Linked DNA regions of Homo sapiens: region 1 is linked to region 2. A link is an interaction called in ENCODE POLR2A ChIA-PET data of the cell type or tissue named here. Cell type or tissue: PC-9. All regions are shown on one strand.

Region 1 (5,000 bases), 290 kb after region 2:
AGAATTTCAAATGCAGGATAGAAAACTCTCAATAATACAAACTTTAGGGATGTTTTGATGTTAATGAGGACAAAACAGTTGGTATAATTTTACTTCCTAAAACAGCTGGTATAATTTTTATTCTGTATTTGAGTGTGTATAACGTTATTATTTTGGGCCTGTTAAATATGGCAGTGAACAAAACTAAGTCTGTTGTCTCAGAACAGATGATCTAGTGGAGAGAGATGTACCATGGACACATGTCAGAAAGGGGGAAAAAAGTGCTGCAGAGAATGTATAGCAAGGAAAAAGGGGAATAGGGAGTGTGGGGAATAGTACTATATGAGGACAGTCAGGGAGTGCCTCTCTAAGATGACATTGAGCAAAAGCCTGCAGGATGCAAAAGAGTGACACGGGTAAATATCTGGGGAAGGAGCAGAGGGAACCACAACATGTAAAGGCTCTGAGGTGGGATTGTGCTTTGTGTGTTCCAGAAGCAGCAAGATGTCTCATTGGAGCAGAGTAAGCAAAAGGGAGAGATTTGAGTAGAACATGAGAAAGAGAGGGGGCATCTTAGAAACCATTGAAGGGTGTGGTACAGAAAATGAGATGATGGAACTTCCCCTTTTATAAGATCACTCTGCCTGCGGAGTTTGAGAGTAGAAGCAAAGTGCAGGTGAGAAATGGTGGTGACTTAAAACAGGGTAGTAGCAGTGGAGGTGGTGAGTTGTAGTTTATTCTGAATATATTTTGAAGATAGAGCCAACAGGATTTGCATATGTGGTTTGTGAGAGGAAAATGGAGTCATTTTCCAATAGCATTAGCTATTGGGAAAAAAATGTTGCTGTTTACTAAAATAGGAAAGATTTTGGAGAGTAGTACTGGAAAGTGCATAGGGAATCAGGATTTTTACTTTGGACATGTTGAGTTTAAGGTGCTTGACATCCAAGTGGAGATTTCGAATAGACAGTAGCCCCTCTTATCCTTGGAGGATACGTTCCATGGCCTCCGGTGGATTCCTGAAACCTTGGGTAGTGCCAAACCCTATATATATTGTGCACGAAATCTTTTTTCATTCGCAATTTTATGGACAGAAGATTCATCCTTACCACAGATCTTAGCAACCTCGTCATATGATTTTCTTTGTTGTTGTTGGTTTTTTTTTTTTTTTTTTTTTTTTTTTTTTTTTTTGGAGACAGACTCCCACTCCATCACCCAGGCTGGAGTGTGGTGGTGGTCTCAGCTCACTGGAGCCTCCGCCTCCTGGGTTCAAGCAGTTCTCCTGCCTCCGCCTCCCAAGTTCTGCCTCGTGCCTCAGCCTCCCGAGTAGAGTAGCTGGGATTACAGGTGTGTCCCACCATGATCGGCTAATTTTTTTGTATTTTTAGTAGAGATGGGGTTTTGCCATGTTGGCCAGGCTGGTCTCGAACTCCTGACCTCAAGTGATCCACCTGCCCCAGCATTCCAAAGTGCTGGGATTAAGGCATGAGCCACCATACCTGGCCGATGTTTTTTGTTTATAAAGTCGAGAACTTTGATCTTTTCACTTGAAGGAAACACTATAAGGCTTCTCTTTGGCATATGTGAATTGGCCAGCATCACTACTCTTGCGCTTTAGGGCCATTATTAAGTAAAATAAGGGTTACCTTAACACAAGCACCGTAACAATAGAGCTGATCCCTAGAGATAGCTACTGAGCTACTGAGTGACTAACACATTGGGAAGCCTAGACAGCGTGGATGCCCTGGACAAAGGAATGATTCTCATCCTGCATGGGATGGAGCAGAGATTTCATCACACTTCTACAAATGGGGTGCAATTGATAACTTAATTGTTTCTGGAATTTTCCATTTACTATTTTTGGACCATGGTTGACCTTGGGTAACCAAAACCATGGATAAGGATAAACTACTGTATACAAACTTGTAGTCCTGGAGAGAGGTTTGGGTTAGCCACTTGGAGAAACACGTAGGTAATGTTTAGAGCTGTGAGATCCAGTCGGGGTATTCATTCCTAAACTGTTTGAGGTGCCCTGGGGTATTGCAGTGAACTCACAGGATATTTTAAATTTTCCAGGAAAACAGTATGATAGGGTGTGTGTTTGATGCCTGTGTTTTCAAAATGATGTTTAAGATGTAAGCATGTGTGCATTTTGTATTCCCATGGGGCTGGGTCCAGCTGTATGCCTTTGTGTATGTGTACCTAGTATTCTTCACAGAAAGTATAGTACATTAGCAAACAGTTCCCATTTTACTCAAATTGTCCCCCCCGTGTATCAATCAATCCTGTTGCAGAATGATTGTACTTAATGAGAAGTTCCTAGAGAGTGGAGTAGCCTAAAGGCCCAGGAAAGGGCTGAGGGAGATTTGTGAAAAATGTCTTTAAAACGTGGTTTATTTCTAAAATTCATGCAGCTGAGTTCTTTTCTCATATATTGTCCCAGTCTTAAAATTGTTTCAATTTAATTTTATAGAATGTTTGTTGCAGGAATGAATGTGTCGTAGACTCCTCTCCTTAAGATGTGTACTAGTTAACTTTGAGATGACTGAGAAAATTGGGGAGAATTAGTTGGTAATGGATGAGATCAGACATCTTTAGAAGGAACATACTGCAGTAAATCATCTAGAAAGCTTTAGAACAGTCAAGGAAACTAGTTCAGGCTTAGAATATGAACACTTAGAAAGTTAAAAATGCATTCAATTGTTTCACCTGAAGAAAGTGTGTAATAAACCAATTCAGTAATCTTAAAGGATGTTTCACCAGGTTTTATGTTTCTTGACACTTGAATCACTCCTTTTCTAAAGGTTTAACTTTCTATTCAGTAGTATTTTTGAGGAGTCATCTGAGTTTGTTTCTGAGATTTGCAGGAATTGGGTAGAAATGGTGGAATAGGATTAAAATATCTGTGGACCTATTTTTTAAAAACAGCATTTTGGCTTGAAGTCCTTTTTTTTAAGACCAGAAAGAAAATTTCACAGTAATTTGATTTCTCTGATTAAATTTGACTAGCATATTGAATATTTTCTCTTAGCCTCTTTAAGCCTTACTATTCCTCTTTTCCTAATTCCGTGCCAGGAAAACTATCAGCTTTCAGTGGTGTTTTCTTTACCTTTTTGACTAGCGTTTTTACATTAAGATAAAATATATATATATATTTTTAAACTGCTTGACTGGCCTGTTTTTTTGTTTCTCTACTACTGGTGTTCCTCTTCCTCCTTTTCTGTCTTCCCAAATGAGGACCTGTGGAGGGCATTTATCTGTAGTTTTAGATTTGTGCGTTTCTGTAAGTGTGCAAGGAATTTAGAGTTCAGTGGCATCAGATAGCCATGATGTCACTTTTCTCTTCCATCCAAATTTAGTTTTAGTTTTGTAAACTTGGGAAATACTACACTTAATTGCTAACAAACAGCGACTTAAAAATCTGACATTTTAACCTGATTGGTGGGTGTTCTTTCCACATACTTTCCCTTTTAAGTTTTTTTTGTCTCCGTAAGTGTTCTTCTAAATTTGTTTCAAATCTGTTTTAGGAATGGTTTGAGCACACACCAGGATCAGATTCAGTTTCAAAAAGATCTTTCTTTTTGTGCCGTTTTGTTTCTCTCTGTTACCCTGATGTTCTCATCCCATTCTGGATTTGTCATATAAATGGGTGCACTCATACTATATTCTTTTTGTGGGTTTTATTTTTCAAAACTTTTTGTTCTATGATCTGCATGACTGTAAAATAGCTTTCCGAAATCTTATGACTAAGTCATTTGTGGTGATTCACACCTGTAATCCTAGCACTCTGGGAGGCGGAGGTGGGAGGATTGCTTGAGCCCAGGAGTTCAAGACCAGCCTGGGTAACATAGTGAGACATCTCTACAAAAAAAATTAAAGTAAAAAAAAATTAGCTGGGAGTGGTGGTATATGCTTGTGGTCCCAGCTACTTGGGAGGCTGTGGTGGGAGGATGGCTTGAGGCTGGGAGTTCGAGGCTGCAGTGAGCAGTGATCACGCCACTGCACTCGGCCTGGGCAACAGAGTGAGACCCTGGTTCAATCAATCAGTAATTTGTGTATGGCACACACATACCTTGCTCCCTTTTTTCTCCATAGCCTTTTATATACTGTGTACCTTATTAATCTGTCTCTCAGCTAGAACATAACCTTTTCTATGGATGGAGATTTTGTGCTTTGTTCACTTCTGTATCCCCAGTCTCTGAAAGAGTGCTTGGTACATAGCAGATGCTCAGTATATATTGAGTGAGTGAATAAAAGATCTGTTTGATAATTTAGCTCCCAAACTGTGGGATTTGAATAGGAGAAATGATTGCTTGAACATTCAAATTAGAGACAGGAAATTTTTTTTAGACTTGTGAAACAGAAGAAAATTCACCAAGGTTACAGATTGGGCTTCTATTATAATACCCTGATCTCTTTAGGCCCCACTAGGTAGTTTCAATTTGAGCACAATTCCAGTGTTGCATATTTGGAGGAGACTGGCTAGAAATTTCTCCCTTCTTTGTGGTTTTTATTGAATTTCTCTGGTAAAAATATATTAATGGCTTTTCCTATGCCACTCTCATCCTCTCCTGCACTGAATAATTTCTGTTCTGGAGTAGTAGTTTGTAAATTTGAGTAAGGTATGAATTATATCCAAAAGAAGAAATGTATTGAGGTTCTTCAGTATAGATGTAATTTTCTAATTTCTATGTTACAAATATATATGCAGCTATAAAGAGCAAATAAATACATAACACCTCAATATTATTTTGATATTAATTTGGTTAGAGTTTGGAAAACTAAATTGAGGCGTGATATATATATATACACACACACACATACCAACATGGTGTGTGTGTATATATATAAAAAAATATAAAATATATAAAAATATATATAAAATATATAAAAATATATATATACCAACATGGTGTGTGTATATATATATATGTGTATATATATATATATATGTATATATATATGTATATATATATGTATATATATATGTGTGTATATATATATATATGTATATATATATA
Region 2 (5,000 bases):
CTTTTTTGCAGCTACAGTCAAAGATCTTTGATTTGTCACCATCTTTCAAACCATCATCTTTGATTTCTGTGTCACATGAAATTGTTGGTAAAGCCACCTTATTATTATTCTACCTCATGTATACAAAGTTTTTTTTTTTCTTTTGAGACGGAGTCTCACCCAGGTTAGAGTGCAGAGGCACGATCTCAGCTCACTGCAAGGTCCGCCTCCTGGGTTCATGCCATTCTCCTGCCTCAGCCTCCCGAGTAGCTGGGACTAGAGGCGCCTGCCACCACACCCGGCTAATTTTTTGTATTTTTAGTAGAGATGGGGTTTCACCGTGTTAGTCAGGATGGTCTCGATCTCCTGACCTCGTGATCCACCCACCTAGGCCTCCCAAAGTGCTGGGATTACAGGTGTGAGCCACCGCGCCCGGCCCTATACAAAGTTTTTATAAAATTTTAAGAATTAATGATAGGCTATCTGGAACAACTTGTTCGGATTCAGAACCCTACACTTTTTTTTTACATTCAGATTTTACATGTATGGACAAGATACGAAAGCACAATTTCAAAAAACTAATCTTTAGTCTTCATAACAATAAAAATAATTTTTCTCTCACTAAAATTAAGTTATTTTTATTGAAAGCAACATGATTGATTTTTTTATATTTTAGAATTTTGGTTCAAAGAAGCTTCTGGAAGAGATTAGAAAATTCTCTTTATATGTGTTTAAGTATAAAGATATGAAAGTTTGATAGACTTCTCTCATTTTTTTGTAACAGAATCAAATAATGGTGAAAGAAATTCTAAATATCTTTTTTCTGATAAGATCTCTCCATAGCACACAGTTATTTTTTAAGCAGTTACTTTCTCAGTAATTGTTAAGATGTTACCTATGCCGAAAAGTGAATGATTAAATGTATGTGTTTTTAAAAAATATATCTATCTGCTAAGTAGCTTCTGAGAGCCACTTGTTATTTCAGTAATGGTTATGAAATTTAGAACACTTGTTATTTTGTAAAAGAAAAATGCACAACTCCTCTTAAAAGTTCAACAACTTATGTAAGTACTTTGTCTTGAGATAATTAGCAGACCTTGCATGTTATAAAACGTCTATGGTCATGTCTCATTACAAAGTATTTTAAAGATTCTCTTGTTTAAAATAATACAATCCACGAAATATTCTAGTAAGATATAAACAGTAAAGCTGGGCACGGTGGCGCATGCCTGTAATTCCAGCACTTTGGGTGGCCGAGGTGGGTGGATCATTTGAGGTCGAGGAATTCAACACCAGCCTGGCCAACATGGTGAAACCCTGTCTCTACTAAAAATACAAAAATTAGCTGGGCGTGGTGGCACATGTCAGTAATCCCAGCTACTGGGGAGGCTGAGGCAGGAGAATCACTTGAACCTGGGAGGTGGAGGTGCAGTGAGCCGAGATCGCACTGCTGCACTCCACCCTGGGTGACAGTGAGACCCTGTCTCAAAAACAAACAAACAAAAAGATATAAACAGTACACTGAAAGTTAATAAAGAAATGGAGAGGGCTGGCTGCCATAATTTGTCAGCTTTTTGGAATTCCCATTCTTCTCTTAGGAACAGCACAGACAAATGACCATCTGACAATGCATGATGGTAACATTATCAACCATATTTAGTACTAATATTAGTTTTTGTATGTTTTAGACAAATATAAATAGAAAAATTTTCTTCCAACTTTGAAGACTAAAATATCTGATGACATTCTGGATCATATATTGATGGGGCAAAAGATAACATTTTATAAAAGTAGGACTTCTTGAGCATGAACTTAACAGTTCTCTAGCAAAAGAATAGCTACGCAAAATTTATATAAAGCTCTAATTCTGAGATAGATACAAAACAGTAACTAATCAGAAAGTTTTCAGGCCAGTCGCGGTGACTCATGCCTGTAATCTTAGCACTTTGGGAGGCCGAGGCAGGTGGATCACGAGGTCAGGAGTTCAAGACCAGCCTGGCCAAGATGGTGAAACCCCGTCTCTACTAAAAAAAACTACAAAAATTAGCCAGGCGCGGTGGCAGGTGCCTGTAATCCCAGCTACTTGGGAGGCTGAGGCAGGAGAATCACTTGCACCCAGGCAGCAGAGGTTGCGCCACTGCACTCCAGCCTGGGCGACAGAGTGAGACTTCACCTCAAAAAAAAAAAAAGTTTTCATTGCATTAACTCTCTCTCTGTTTTTTTTTTTTTTTCCTTGACATGGAATCTTGCTCTGTCGCCCAGGCTGGAGTGCAATGGTGCAATCTTGGCTCACTGCAACCGCCGCCTCCCAGGTTCAAGCCATTCTTCTGCCTCAGCCTCCCAAGTAGCTGGGACTACAGGTGCACGCCACCACACCCGGCTAATTTTTGTGTTTTTAGTAGAGAGGAGATTTTGCCATGTTGGCGAGGCTGGTCTCAAACTCCTGACCTCAGATGATCCACCCACCTCGGCCTCCCAAAGTACTGGGATTACAGACATGAGCCACCGTGCCCGGCCTGCATTAGCTCTTTAAGTACAGGTGAACGTGTGGAAAACTCAACTAGGGCAGTGATATTTTTCACTTTATTTTATGGACATCTACAGCATTAGCACACGTAAAAACAGTTACCCTAAAATCCAAACACACTTGATTGACTGGTACCTGTAACATACAAGTTGGGAGTCTTGCAAAAGAAAACCTGTTTTGTTAGCGTGTAAACTTGTTCTTTGGGGGAAGATGTCAAATTTTTCTGTAACTTCATGGTCTATGAGTTTCACCTGTATCTGACATGTGGATCCTTTTTCACTTTGAAACATTAGTTTTCCTCCTGAAAATTATATTTGCTCATGAAAATCTCTTTACCTTGTAGTAACACTGCACTAGAGACAGAGGTATTCTGTGATTTCTTCATTATGAAGAAAACTGTAAAGCCAATAAGACTGGCTTAGGTGCTTTAACAAAACAACATATGTAATCTTTGTTTCTTTTTAAAACAAAAAGAAAATATGAACATATATGTTAACATATATTGAGTAATTAATACATTTAGGACCTGAGCTGAATACATGCATTATTTTATCCCCAACAGCCCAGTGAAATAGATAGCATTAGTACCTCCATTTTACATGTGAATGCACTGATGTTTCAAGGTTATATGGCTAGCACAAAACAGAAACTGGACTTAAACCATGTTTCTTTTTTTTTTTTCTTCCAGAAATATTTTAATAAAAATTGGCCATTTCCAAGAAACACCCACTGCATGCCCATGAATAAAAGAGAAACATAACAAAATAGAAAATTTACCATATGGCTATGATTTAAAGAAAAAAAAAATGCGGACACGAGCACATTAGCAAAATATTAAAGTCACATGTCTTCTTATGGACTCAAACCATGTTTCTAATGCCTGCCGCCGCTATGCTGTGGGAATGCATCCTTGCCATCCATATACATATATAGAGATACTGAGAATGTTAAAGTGGTTACTGCTGGGTGGTGGGATTATGGATATATTTACTTTTTCCTTATAACTTTATGCCTAGTTTGGGTTTTCCATGGTGAGCATGAATTTTCCTTCTCAGAAAGACTTAGTATCTCCTCTTTATCTCTAGGCTTCTAAAATTAGAATAATGTACTTTGATGTTGAGTGGGATCTTTCAATATGGAGGTGCCTGTCCTTTAGTCCTGGGACATTTTCTAACCTTTTTTTTTTTTTTGAGATGAAGTCTCACTCTTGTCCCTCAGGGTGGAGTGCGATGGCATGATCTTGGCTCACTGCAACCTCTGCCTCCAGGGTTCAAGTGATTCTCCTGCCTCAGCCCCCCGAGTAGCTGGGATTACAGGTGCCTGCCACCACACCCAGCTAATTTTTGTATTTTTAGTAGAGACGGGGTTTTACCATGTTGGCCAGGCTGGTCTAGAACTCCTGACCTCAGGTGATCCACCCGTCTCGGCCTCCCAAAGTGCTGGGATTACAGGCTTGAGCCACCACACCCGGCCATTCCTGGGAAATTTTCTAATATAGTTTCTTTAATAATTTCTCCCGTCCATTTTGTTGTTGTTTTCTGTGAAATGCCTATATTAATCTCTAATTTTCTTGTCTTTTCTGTCTAGTTAACCATTTTTTCCTATTTGCTGTATTAGTTCCTAAGCATACCCACGAACTTTTCTATTGAATATTTTATTTCAGGCCAGGTGCAGTGGCTCACACCTGAAAATCCAAGCACTTTGGGAGCCAAGGTGGGCAGATCACTTGAGCCCAGGAGTTCAAGACCAGCCTAGATAACATGGCAGGACCCCATCTCTACAAAAAAATACAAAAATTAGCCAGGCATGGTGGCATGCACCTGTAGTCCCAGTTATTTGGGAGGCTGAGGCAGGAGGATCACTTGAGCCCTGGGAAACAGAGGTTGCAGTGAGCTGAGATCAGTGCCACTGTACTCCAGCCTGGGTGACAAAGTGAGACCCTTTCTCAATAAAAAAAAAAATTATTTTAGCAATCATATTTTTTTTTTTTTTGAGACAGAGTCTCACTCTGTCGCCCAGGCTAGAGTGCAGTGGCATGATCTCGGCTCACCACAGCCTCCACCACCCGGGTTCAAGCAATTCTCCTGCCTCAGCCTCCCGAGTAGCTGGGACTACAGGTGCCTACCACTGTGCCCAGCTAATTTTTGTAGTTTTAGTAGAGACAGGGTTTCACCATCTTGGCCAGGCTGGTCTTGAACTCCTGACCTGATGATCCACCTGCCTCCCAAAGTCCTGGGATTACAGGCGTGAGCCACCGTGCCTGGCCTAACAATCATATTTTTAATTTCCAAAAAAATTCTTATTCTAGTTGTCTCCACCTCTTTTTTTTTATTTTTTTTTTAGAAGGAATTTCACTCTTGTCACCCAGGCTGGAGTGCAGGGGTGCAATCTCGGCTCACTGCAACCTCCGCCTCCCGGATTCAAGCGATTCTCCTGCCTCAGCCGCCCAAGTAGCTGGGATTACAGGCGCCTGCCACCACACCCAGCTAATTTT

Evidence for each region. ChIA-PET counts read pairs that join two places held together with the same protein. Peaks named below come from ENCODE experiments on the same cell type or tissue, not always from the same donor. Only the 100,000 strongest peaks of a DNase experiment are listed, where the experiment ranks them.
Region 1: POLR2A ChIA-PET joins it to region 2 with 5 read pairs; 2 of 35 experiments call an interaction of 5 or more read pairs at or near these places.

The regions. Positions count from the first base shown.
Region 1 is chr14:55,326,774-55,331,773 of GRCh38, forward strand. The region is part of intron 1 of FBXO34 (F-box protein 34); the gene reads left to right. Among named protein-coding and RNA genes, the nearest start is that of FBXO34-AS1, 57 kb to the left of the region's middle. RefSeq lists enhancers at 469-608, 1,418-1,919. In PC-9, no CTCF peak of the experiment used is centred here; no DNase peak of the experiment used is centred here; H3K27ac peaks cover 586 bases.
Region 2 is chr14:55,032,665-55,037,664 of GRCh38, forward strand. The region is part of intron 2 of SOCS4 (suppressor of cytokine signaling 4); the gene reads left to right. Among named protein-coding and RNA genes, the nearest start is that of SOCS4, 7.9 kb to the left of the region's middle. In PC-9, no CTCF peak of the experiment used is centred here; no DNase peak of the experiment used is centred here.